2 separate regions of the Homo sapiens genome follow, and region 2 is linked to region 1. A link is a loop called in an ENCODE intact Hi-C map of the cell type or tissue named here. Cell type or tissue: PC-9. All regions are shown on one strand. Each heading gives the region's core, and the rest is flanking DNA. Links, peaks and the distances in the headings are about the cores only. Region 1 holds the start of ABCC5-AS1 (ABCC5 antisense RNA 1). Region 2 has its middle 29 kb from the start of MIR4448.

Region 1 (5,371 bases), core at 221-5,220:
GGAATATGACTTGGAAAAATTGCTCTATTAGTCACATCTTCAAATATTTATAATTTCTCACGTATGCTTAGAAATAATTAGGGTTGAAATAAAGCATTCGCACATCTACCCACTTTCTTCGGGACTGTAATGTTAATGCTTGTGGCCACACACAATTTGAGGCTTAGCAGGCATCCTTTAATCCTGAAGTGTTAATAAAGTGGTGGTTTCTGTTGCTGTTAGTTCTTTGAGCCTGAGTACTAACTTTGGCTGGCATTAGGCTGGCGTTACTTCAGCTAACATGAAGTTTTATACCTAGGCTGCTCCTAAACACTGTTCCTTTGCCTGAGGCATGATTATTCAGGCATGGTTCCTTTTTTTAATCCTATTTATATATGCACATGTAGATCATATGACTCCACGAGCCCTGATTTTTTTTTAAGATGCAGTCAGTGTTTATTCATTTTTTTAAATTTAGCAAATATTTGAACACTCTTCAAGATGCATGCACAGCACTGAACCGAGTGGTCTGGTGCAGATAAAGATAAATTGGTGCTGGGCCTGCTTGTCCACCAATAGAAGCTTAAACTCACAACACGTACTCTACATAGATGACTGTAATTTAGATGCTGTGGGAATTAGTAAAAGGAGAAAGTGCTTCTCTCTCAGGGAACTCTTTAGGAGGAGGTATCATTTGGCTGGAAACTTGAGGAATGGATAGAATTTGGAGAAATGAAGAACTTGCCAGGCAAAAGAAAGAGTTGTGGGATAGGGATACCTAGTCCTTGTTGGTATTGAGCATCAAATGTGTGAAGTCTTAGCTATAGTGCAATACCTCAGTGAATTTCACATTATGTGTGGGGTTTTTTTGTTTTTTGTTTTTTGTTTTTGAGGTAGAGTCTCACTCTGTAGCCCAGGCTAGAGGGCAGTGGTGCGATCTTGGCTCACTGCAACCTCCGCCTCCCAAGTTCAAGCGATTCTCCTCTCTCAGTCTCCCAAGTAGCTGGGATTACAGGCACATGCAACCACACCCAGCTAATTGTTTGTATTTTTAGTAGAGATGGGGTTTCACCATGTTAGCCAGGCTGGTCTTGAACTCCTGACCTCAGGTGATCCCTCCGCCTCAGCCTCTCAAAGTGCTGGGATTACAGGTGTGAGCCACTGCGCCTGGGCATGTGTGTTCTTGAATAATAAGCCAAGGAGTTTGGATTTTAATTGCTTTAAATTAATATTTAAGCAAAAGCAAGACAAAGCTTGTCAGATGCTTTTATGAGCTTTATTTTATTGTGGTGGTGGTTTGTTTTCTTAGTGCTCTCAGGCAAAGGTAAGGGTGCCTTGTTTTTCATTAGCATGTCTAATCTGGGAAAGAAGGAAGAATGGAAAAATAAGCAGAAGTGGGCCGGGCGTGGTGGCTCACGCCTGTAATCTCAGCACTTTGGGAGGCCGAGGCGGGCAGATCACAAGGTCAGGAGATTGAGACCATCCTGGCTAACATGGTGAAACCCTGCCTCTACTAAAAATACAAAAAATTAGCTGGGCATGGTGGCATGCACCTGTAGTCCCAGCTACTCGGGAGACTGAGGCAGGAGAATCGCTTGAACCCGGGAGCCAGAGTTTGCAGTGAGCCGAGATCGCACCACTGCACTCCAGCCTGGGGAACAGCAAGACTCTGTCTCAAAAAAAAAAAAAAAAAAAAAAAAGCAGAAGTAAACTAAAGTTCATGTACCATTATTACTGGCACATGAACTTTAGTTATTTTTTCCCCTTCTCTCAAAAGTGTGTCATTGGTGGGATTTTCTTCCTACCAAATTAGAATATCCTGTGTCTAGGAAAGGTAACAAAGCAAGTATTCATAAAATCCAGGGCTCTTACTTAGTATTTCCTTAGTTCTGTGGTAGGCTGACCCTTTAATCTTGGTTGGAGTTTTCATAATTAATGCTTTGAAATATTTTGGTGAGCTCAAGTTGTATCTTAGGGATCAAAGATGTGGGTCTAATCTCTTACCAGAAATGATTCGAAGATGTATTGTTAGGAAAGAAATATGGGCTCATTATAGAAAATGTACAAAGTGTGTAAAGTTGTAGAAAAAAAGTAACCACCCTTAATTCCTCTACCCAGAGACAGCCATTGTTTTCATAAAATAGTTTTGTCTAGTACATTGTACTTTTAGAGTTTGCTCCTGAAAGCTTTTCTTTACAGACTAAGGACGTGTGAATTTGTCTATGCCCTTGTGTTTTCCAAGTCAAGAGTATTACCTGTGAGTCGGCTTGCTGTTAGGAAGGAGAGCAGGAGGAAGGAGATTAGCATTTTGCAGCTCTGCATTATTTTTCTCTTGATTGATACTCGGTGACTCAGCAGATTTTCTGGACAGGGTTAAGATAAGTAAGAATACCTGCCTTTTTTTTTTTTTTTTTTTCTTCTCTCCCTGTAGGCATCCATAAAGCTTTATGAGGCACAGTAGTCTCTTAGGCGCTGCTGGGTGTGACACCGTATCTGGTCTGGTGCCAGGTGTTGGTCTCCAATAGCAGCCCAGAGATCTCCGGCTGAGGTAACAACAGTGTGCGATTGGTGTGGAGCCCAGGTGGCTCTCATGCTTGGTAACTGCATTGACAGCTCGCTGGGGCTCTTGAGGTTGGGCTGCTGCCGGGATCATCAGCTCTCTTATGCCGTTTGCTGCAAGACTGCCGCGGCTTTCCTAGGAAGTGCTGCTTAAGGGAAATAAATATAGCCTGTTGGCATGAGTTAAAGGAACTTTCTGTCAAAGGGGAAGAAAAGTGTTGGAATTAGCTTCCTGTTTTTTTTTTTTTTAAGTACCTAAATCTTTATTTGGTTAAGATAACTTGGAAGTTACAAATGGTTAATGAAAACTTTTTCAATGAAATATTGTTTCCACAGTTAGGTGGGTTTCCGTTAATGCTTTCTTTTTTTTAGTTATTATTATACTTTAAGTTCTAGGGTACATGTACACAACGTGCAGGTTTGTTACATATGTATACGTGTGCCATGGTGGTGGGCTGCACCCATTAACTCGTCATTTACATTAGGTATATCTCCTAATGCTATCCCTCCCCCCTCCCTGTTCATGCTTTTTTTAATGTCTTACCGTTTTTCCCTCTCTTTTAGTCAAAAATAAAAAGGTCAACGCAAAGAAACAGGGACTCCAGAAGGCTTTGCAATGGTTAAACCTGTCATTATTAAACTCACAGACTAATGTGAAGTTAATTTGGTGCACTGAAGTCCACTAATGAGCAGAATTAAATTTATCCTTTTCCTCCCTGCCCCCCTTTTAAGGAGTTAGCCTATTTAGATAATTAGATGTTATATATGTTTTAACTATTTAAGATTATTTTATGAATTAGCTGTTCAAAGAATCAATTGTTACTAGATATCAGATGAGAACTTCCACTTACCAAAGCCTGCTCATGGAGGTAGAAAGCAAGACTGACATGTGTACTTTAAAAGATGGATGGAACCTCAAAGGCCGTCTTGCCCAGTCCCCATTTAGCCTCACCTCTCTGTAGGTGAGGCCCAGGAGAGACACTTACTAGGCAGACTATGCTGGGGCTGGGTGAGCTTCCCAAGGATGTTCTTTCTGGAATTCGGTGGCTCAGAATACAGCACTTGGCTCCTCTTTGAAGCATGATGGCTCTGTTGCCTGTCTCTGGCCCAGTGTGCTGGGCTGCTGAAAAGAGCATGGAACCACCCAGGAGACGCCACGACACTGACAGCTGTACCTGACCTGAGGGTTCAGGATATGTTTTCAAAAGCAAATCTCGCTAAAAAGGATTTGTATGTTATTATGAAATCTATATTTATGTGGTGGAAATAGACACACTCAGGCTTTTAGAGATAAACTACACAGAATGGGTTACAATAAATGCTTATAATTGTTTGGCTTTTTTAAGAATCCTGTTAACTTGACAACCTTCTGTTTACTTTTCTTTGGTATTATGCAGGTATGATATTGAGCAGTCACTTAGTTTTCTTAAATGTTGTGTCTCACAGTAGAAAAATAGCCAAACCACTCAGCCCCTGACCTTTGTGTTTGCTTCTCACGGTGATCAGCAGTTCTGGTCTGCTCTGCAGTATGGTGGTCACATGATGGAACCCAGAAAGCCTTGTACTAAGCATTTAACACACATTGTGTTAGGCACTGGAGGAAGTTTCATTTACAAATTATATTTTGGCCTTTTTTTTTTTTTTTTTTTTTGAGACGGAGTCTCTGTCACCCAGGCTGGAGTGCAGTGGCATGGTCTTGGCTCACTGCAACCTCTGCCTTCTAGGTTCAAGCAATTCTCCTGCCCTCAGTCTCCCAAGTACCTGGGATTACAGGTGTGCACCACCATGCCTGGCTAATTTTTGCATTTTTAGTAGAGACAGGATTTCACCATGTTGGCCAGGCTGGTCTCGAGTCCTGACCTCAAGTGATCCACCTGCCTGGGCCTCCCAAAGTGCTGGGATTATAGGTGTGAGCCACTGTACCTGGCCTTTTTTTTTTTTTTTAGCTAAAGCCTGAAAATCTTGTTGAAGGGATTTTGTCAAATGCAAAAGACCAATATTCACAACTCTCTAAATCAGTGGTTTTCAGGCCAGGCTGAATGTTAAAATCACTTGAAGAATGTTCAACAAATACCAGTGTTGGGGTCCTATTCCAGACCAATTAAATCAGTCTCTGGGATAGAACCCAGACATTGGTATTGTTTTAAAACTCCTCTGGTGATTCTAGTAGGTAGGCAGTGCTGGGAATCTCTAGATCTCATGGAATAAAGTCTGTTCTCTCCCCTCACTCAATGGCTCCAAGTGTTTCCTGTAAATCCCGTTTTACCCCTGTGATTCATTTTCAGTTTAATCCTTTGAAACCTTACCATGCTATTAACAAAGTTAATCTTAGACCCAACATAACAGGAACTTTGAATAAGTTCCTTGGAATTTAGCTTATGAAACAACTGAAAGCCCTCAAATTCCTGGTGATTATGGAGTAATGCTAGATTATCAACTGCAGACAAATACCTGTTTTACTGTGGTGGTGGAGATATGTTTGTGAATTGTATTGCTAGCTGATCATCGGCTTGAGAGTAACATAGCACAGCTACAGATAAGTGAGCTGATGCTCAAGTTAATTCTTTTCTCAGTGTAGTATAGCTGTTGAGTGATAGGACTGAGTTTAGCAGCTTCCCTGACTTGGAATAATAGCTCTTTCTTTTGTATTCTGCTTCTTCCCCATATAGGTTGGGTTCTAGAATTTTGCTGATCCTCTTGACTGAAATGGCTACTATTTGGAAGTTCTTAAGGGAAGAGCTTAAGATGGTCAGGGTTGTGATAACAACCCACTGGGGAGTAAGGATGTGGTGGGAATTGCAGAGGAAACGTGCTTGGTAGGTTTCTTTAACTT
Region 2 (5,371 bases), core at 127-5,126, 90 kb after region 1:
TTTCTTCCAGCTCTAACTCCATGACTAGTGTGAGTCCATAACTAGGACCTGAAAAACCTGGATCCTGCTCACCTCATTTGGGACATGGCTCTAGAACTCTGCCTCTTCCTCTTTGCTTCCACTAGGGAGGTGGTGTGTACTGGGAGCAGATTTCCTCTTTTCCTGGAATCTTTTCTGTGTCCTGTTTCTTTCTGCCTGTGGCCTGAATTCAGCATTCTTCCTTGGCTCAGGCAAACTCCCTTCTACCTGCTCAGGTGGACTCAGCTTAGGAGGACTAAGCTGGCTGCTGTCCAAGTGAGAACCATCAGAGCTAGTACTTGGTCTCCCGCAGACCTGGCACAGCCCTGTTCTCAAAGGGGAGCTCCATACCCAGCTAGGACAGGCCAGCACCAGGCAGTTAGGACCGTGGGCACACACCTGTTGGGGCAGAGATACTGACGTTGCCTGGAATGGTTGGTTCACGGGGCTAGGGGCTGGGGGAGACTTCTCTGACTCATTTTTTGTGTCCTTGACAAAGAATCTGGTGGGCTGCAGTCCTGGGGCCATTCTGACCACTGGTGAGAAAAAAGGTGCCGTGAGGCCCACTCTGGGAGTCTCCATCTGATGTCATTCCCATGGGCCTCTGAGAGTGGCCTGCCCTCCGGGAACTTTAGCTCCCCACTTCTTCCAGACTTACTGATCCAACTGCCTCTTCCCTCAGCCTCCCAATACCTGGACTCCAGCCCCCTCGGGCTCTTTTCCCAAAAACTATTTATTGAACAGTCACTAGGTCCCATACCTTCTGCTGGGCACAGGAGACCAGAAACAAGACACAGGGAGATTATAGTCCAAAGGAGAAGAGAAACTTTAAGTAACTTGCTCACTTTTTCTCACCCTTTCTCCTCCTCTGAGTTTCTCGGTCATGACCTAGGAGTCCAGGGATGGCACCTGGCCAGTCCTGCCCTGGGTTATTCAGAGACACCCTTTCTCTCTTGTCCTTGGTATTCCCTATCTCCGATCTCCCTTCCTTTCCTAGGATGTGGTAAGATCTAAAGGTCCATTGTAATAAGGATGTGGGCCTGGGGCTGCTAGTTTCTGGGCCCTGGGCAACTCCTCCAGCCACAGGAGTCTTCAGGCACCAGACTCTCCGGACTAGCCCACCACGCTGCCTCTCAGTGCCAAAGGCGTGAAGTCGTCAACAGAAAGGTTTTGCTAGAGCAGCCTCTGTGTATATTTTCTCTGGGATCCTGACAGCTGATCAAAATACAGGGGCTGGATCCCAGCCACCTACCATTTGATATAATCGCTGGCATTCATACTTAGATAATAAGCAAAACAATGTTTGGCTAAGAGAAGTGACACCTTGGGAACATACATGCCATCCCGCCATGCCTACGTATGATCAGGTTCTACCCTTCAATCCCCAGCCGAGCCGTGTTGTACTTGGAGAAAGACTACCACTCCTTCAGTTTCAATACCCTTGGCGAGTCCTGGAGTCACTCTCGGAAATGGGCACATGAAGAAACCTGCTACTTCATCTTCCATAAAATCTCTGTTGGCAGGCCAGGCGTGGTGGCTCACACCTGTAACCCAGCACTTTGGGAAGCCAAGGTGGGCAGATCATGAGGTCAGGAGTTCGAGACCAGCCTGGCCAACATGGTGAAACCCTGTCTCTACTGAAAATACAAAATACAAAAATTAGCCAGGCGTGGGGGCAGGCACCTGTAATCCCAGCTACTTGGGAGGCTGAGGCAGGAGAACCACTTGAAACCGGAAAATAGAGGTTGCAGTGAGTTGATTGTGCCACTGCACTCCAGCCTGGGCAACAAGAGTGAAACTCTGTCTCAAAAAAAAAAAAAAAAAAAAAAAAAAAAATCTCTGTTGGCAGTTGTGTCCACACAAGAAATCCCTTTCAGAATCTGATCTCGGGAAAATTCTCTGCTTCTCAGTGAGGATTCTGGAACACATTGTTTCCTCCTTCTTATTTTAGCCGACAGGAAGCTCAGGGCCCTGTATGTTTATCTCAGCTTGTTTCCCTCATCCTTCATAATATTTTGATCTTTCCTTTTGACCGTCTTGAATATTATTTATTTATTCATTTATTGAAATGGAGTCTCGCTCTGTCTCCCAGGCTGGAGTGCAGTGGCACGATTTTAGCTCACTGCAACCTCCACCTCCCGAGTTCAAGCAATTCTGCCTCAGCCTCCCATGTAGCTGGGATTACAGGCCCGTGCCACCACGCCTGGCTAATTTCTTTATTTTCAGTAGAGATGGGATTTTGCCATGTCGGCCAGGCTGGTCTCGAACTCCTGACCTCAGGTGATCCACCTGCCTCGGCCTCCCAAAGTGCTGGGATTACAGGCATGAGTCACTGTGCCCAGCCTTGAATATTTTTAATATTTTAAATAATAGCTGCCATGAATCATTCTCGGATAAGATGAATATCCTGGGAACAATAAAGACATCATTCTGGTTGGATGGCTAATTCTACTGCCCTTGATGGGGTGCGATTGTGGGTGTGTGTGTTGGGGGCAGGGAGGGGGAGGATGTTGGCTGCCCTTTGCCACACTCTTCGGACACGAAGCCTCTCCCTGTGCCCTGAGATCATCCTGGCTGGAGCACAGCATGGCAGTGGCGAGTCCCACTGCCCCGCTCCCCTTACTCAAAGCTGGGCTTGAAGGAAAGCAGCTCCCCGTGGGAACTCCACTGGAACACTCTGCAAAATTCTAGATGCTGAGTTCATTGCAAGCTGTCAGGCAGCACGTCATCCTTTCTTCATCTACGAAACCTGGGGATGTGCAGAACCACTGGTCATAGAGTCACACCAAGAGTGAAAGAAGGAACTATTGATAATAAAATATGCAAAGCAGGGCTATGTCCTCTAGCGCTGGCCCGTGCCCTGGCTTGCCTGGATGTGGTCCCTGAGTCTGCCCCTCCTTCAGTTAGAGGATCCTGGGTCTCCCAGCCCTCCCCAGAAATAGCTCCTGTCCTTTGGGGCCTTCACATAATGTCTAGAGGCAGGCAAGCCCCCTGTATTTGTTCCCATTCACTCCCATGGGCACTGGGACACATTGGACAAGTTAAACACAACCGCAAGGAATGGAATTCTCCTTCTGTGTTCAGGTGCATGGAGGTAACTGGAGGGGGGTCTCTTCTGCCTAGTTCTCATTCCTTCCACCTCTAGTGGTCTCTGTAGCTCCTTATTTTTATCTCCTCCCTTTCCTAGTCAGGGAGAAGTAGGGGGTGGGCCTACCTTGCTGGAGTGGGGGTGTGGGGCGGAGCAACTTCCAGGCACTGAGTGTGGAGTGGGTACTGGGTTTGGGTCGCTCTAGAAGGGGAAAGGGGTGTTCTTTTGTTCTGAGATCTATCCACAGGAGGGGGTGTTGCGGGATCTACAGTGAGGGTCAGTCTGCTATGGGAAACGGCCCCTGCCTGGGCACAGGCCCATGGCTAAAGCTGTTGATCCAGCATTCCTTAACCACTGTTTCTCCAAGGGCCATGGAAGGGGCTCTCCCCTGGATGGGGTCTGCAGACAGACAAGGGAGGAGAAGAAAGAATACACCAGCTCTGAGGCCCTGGGGCAGCCTCAGGCGGGAAGCACACGCCAGGCCCGGGGGCAGCCTGAGCCACACGGAGGCCTCTGAGGCCAGGCCGGAACCTTTGGAAGTGTGACTAGCTCTGCTTCCTCGTGTGTGTGTTCTCTTAGCCTATAGGAACCTTCCTTGTGAGAATGCCAGCCTGTCACAGCTGGGAGGCAGCTGTGGAAAGAGAACACTGAATTTGGAGACTGAAGGCCTGGGTAGAATTGTGGCCGCCCTCCCACTTCCTTGAGCAAATCACTACACCTGCTGAGCCTTGCCTTCATCTGTGAGGGGATGAAGCCTTCACATAATAGCCTTCACCGTGCTGTAGAGGGGATAGATTTAGAAATTTGGTGTGGAAATACCTCATATAGGGAAGGGGCGCAGCCGCGTCATCTGTCATCTTAGTTGAATTGTTTTTGTTTTGTTTTGAGACGAAGTCTCGCTCTGTCACCCAGGCTGGAGTGCAGTGGTGTGATCTCGGCTCACTGCAACCTCCGCCTACCAGGTTCAAGCGATTCTCCTGCCTCAGCCTCCCGAGTAGCTGGGATTACAGGCACCCATCACACCTAGCTAATTTTTGTGTTTTCAGTAGAGATGGGGTTTCACCATGTTGGCCAGGCTGGTCTCGAACTCCTGATCTCGGGTGATCCACCCACCTCAGCCTCCCAAAGTGTTGGGATTACAGGTGTGAGCCACTGCGACCTGCCTGAGTTGTTCTTAGAGGAGCAGAGGCTGAGTGTTGTCCATTCTTGGCCTAGAAGTCAAACAAGGAAACAGAGAGGCCTGTGGTCTGGGGGGCAGGCATGGCTGGAATCATAAGGATATCACTGAGGGGGAAGGTGCAACTTGGACAGGGGCTGCCACAGGGTCAGCCACTCTGCATGGGAACTCCTGTAAGGGGGACCGTGTGGCCCACCTCCACCTGCTCACTGAGGAGGCCGCAGCTCACAATCAGACACGGAGGGCCTTGGCTGGGCGCAGGAGGGGCCGGTCACCCAGGGCCTCCGCTCCAAATCTGTGTTCCTGTGACCTGCCACCCTGGAATCTGATCGCACCCTGGCCCGTTGTGCTGGGTAGTCTCTGTTCCCAGTACCGTGTCCCAGCCTTAGCTGCCAGCATGCTGTCACCCTTGGGCACAGAGGGAGGGTAGGAAGTTTGTCAAAGTTCAACACACTTGGAAATGTTGAGCAGGCAAATCTCCTTTTGGGATGATAAACTTTAAGAAACAGCTACAGGCCGGGTGCGGTGGCTCACGCCTGTAAACCCAAAGAAAGTTGAGAACTGGCGCCTGCCCTTGAACTGCTCATGCTGTGTAATCAAGGCGGGGCGAACACAGTGATAACAGGGCAAGTCTCAGCCCAGAACAAAGCAAGGGCCACTGTGGGAGACGGTTGGTGTGTTTGGAGGTAGTAGAGATTGGCGGAGTAGCTAGTGAAGCTTTCAGAGGCCTGCAGTCTCTTCAGCAGTATTTTGAGGAGGGAGGAACGTGATTTGTTGGAAACAGAAGGCAGGGGTTTGTGGAAATTGCAGCAGTATTACTATCTGCACAAGCATAGTACAAATAGCACTTCCATAGCACAATCCATAGCACTTTCACACCAGCTCAGCTTATCCCCCAGCAGCCCTGTGGGGTAAGCACTGTTATCATCACATCAACCTGAGATAAGGTAGGTAGAAATTCTAGAGATGGAGATGCAGGGGTGAGGTGCTCTGAGCAGAGGGAACTGCAGACGCTTGTTAACAACCTCTCCAAACAGGTAGGGGCTCCAGGCCTCTGATATCTCTGTCCCTTGACTTTTAAAAAATTT

What was found. Peaks named below come from ENCODE experiments on the same cell type or tissue, not always from the same donor. Only the 100,000 strongest peaks of a DNase experiment are listed, where the experiment ranks them.
Region 2: a loop joins it to region 1, with 6 times the contacts of the local background. A loop is called at or near these places in 22 of 110 quality-filtered maps.

Annotation. Positions count from the first base shown.
Region 1 is chr3:184,003,325-184,008,695 of GRCh38, reverse strand. All of the region lies in intron 2 of ABCC5 (ATP binding cassette subfamily C member 5), which reads left to right. It overlaps ABCC5-AS1 (ABCC5 antisense RNA 1), which reads right to left and starts at 2,358. Exons shown (of 3, transcript NR_046570.1): 1 at 2,235-2,358. LOC124909468 (a long non-coding RNA gene) reads left to right here. Exons shown (of 2, transcript XR_007096191.1): 2 at 1-221. RefSeq lists a silencer at 1,630-1,679. In PC-9, for the core only: no CTCF peak of the experiment used is centred there; DNase peaks (open chromatin) are centred at 1,745, 2,495, 4,015 and 4,915; H3K4me3 peaks cover 1,195 bases; H3K27ac peaks cover 5,000 bases.
Region 2 is chr3:183,912,904-183,918,274 of GRCh38, reverse strand. No RefSeq gene overlaps it. Among named protein-coding and RNA genes, the nearest start is that of MIR4448, 29 kb to the right of the region's middle. In PC-9, for the core only: no CTCF peak of the experiment used is centred there; DNase peaks (open chromatin) are centred at 2,444 and 4,844; H3K27ac peaks cover 4,874 bases.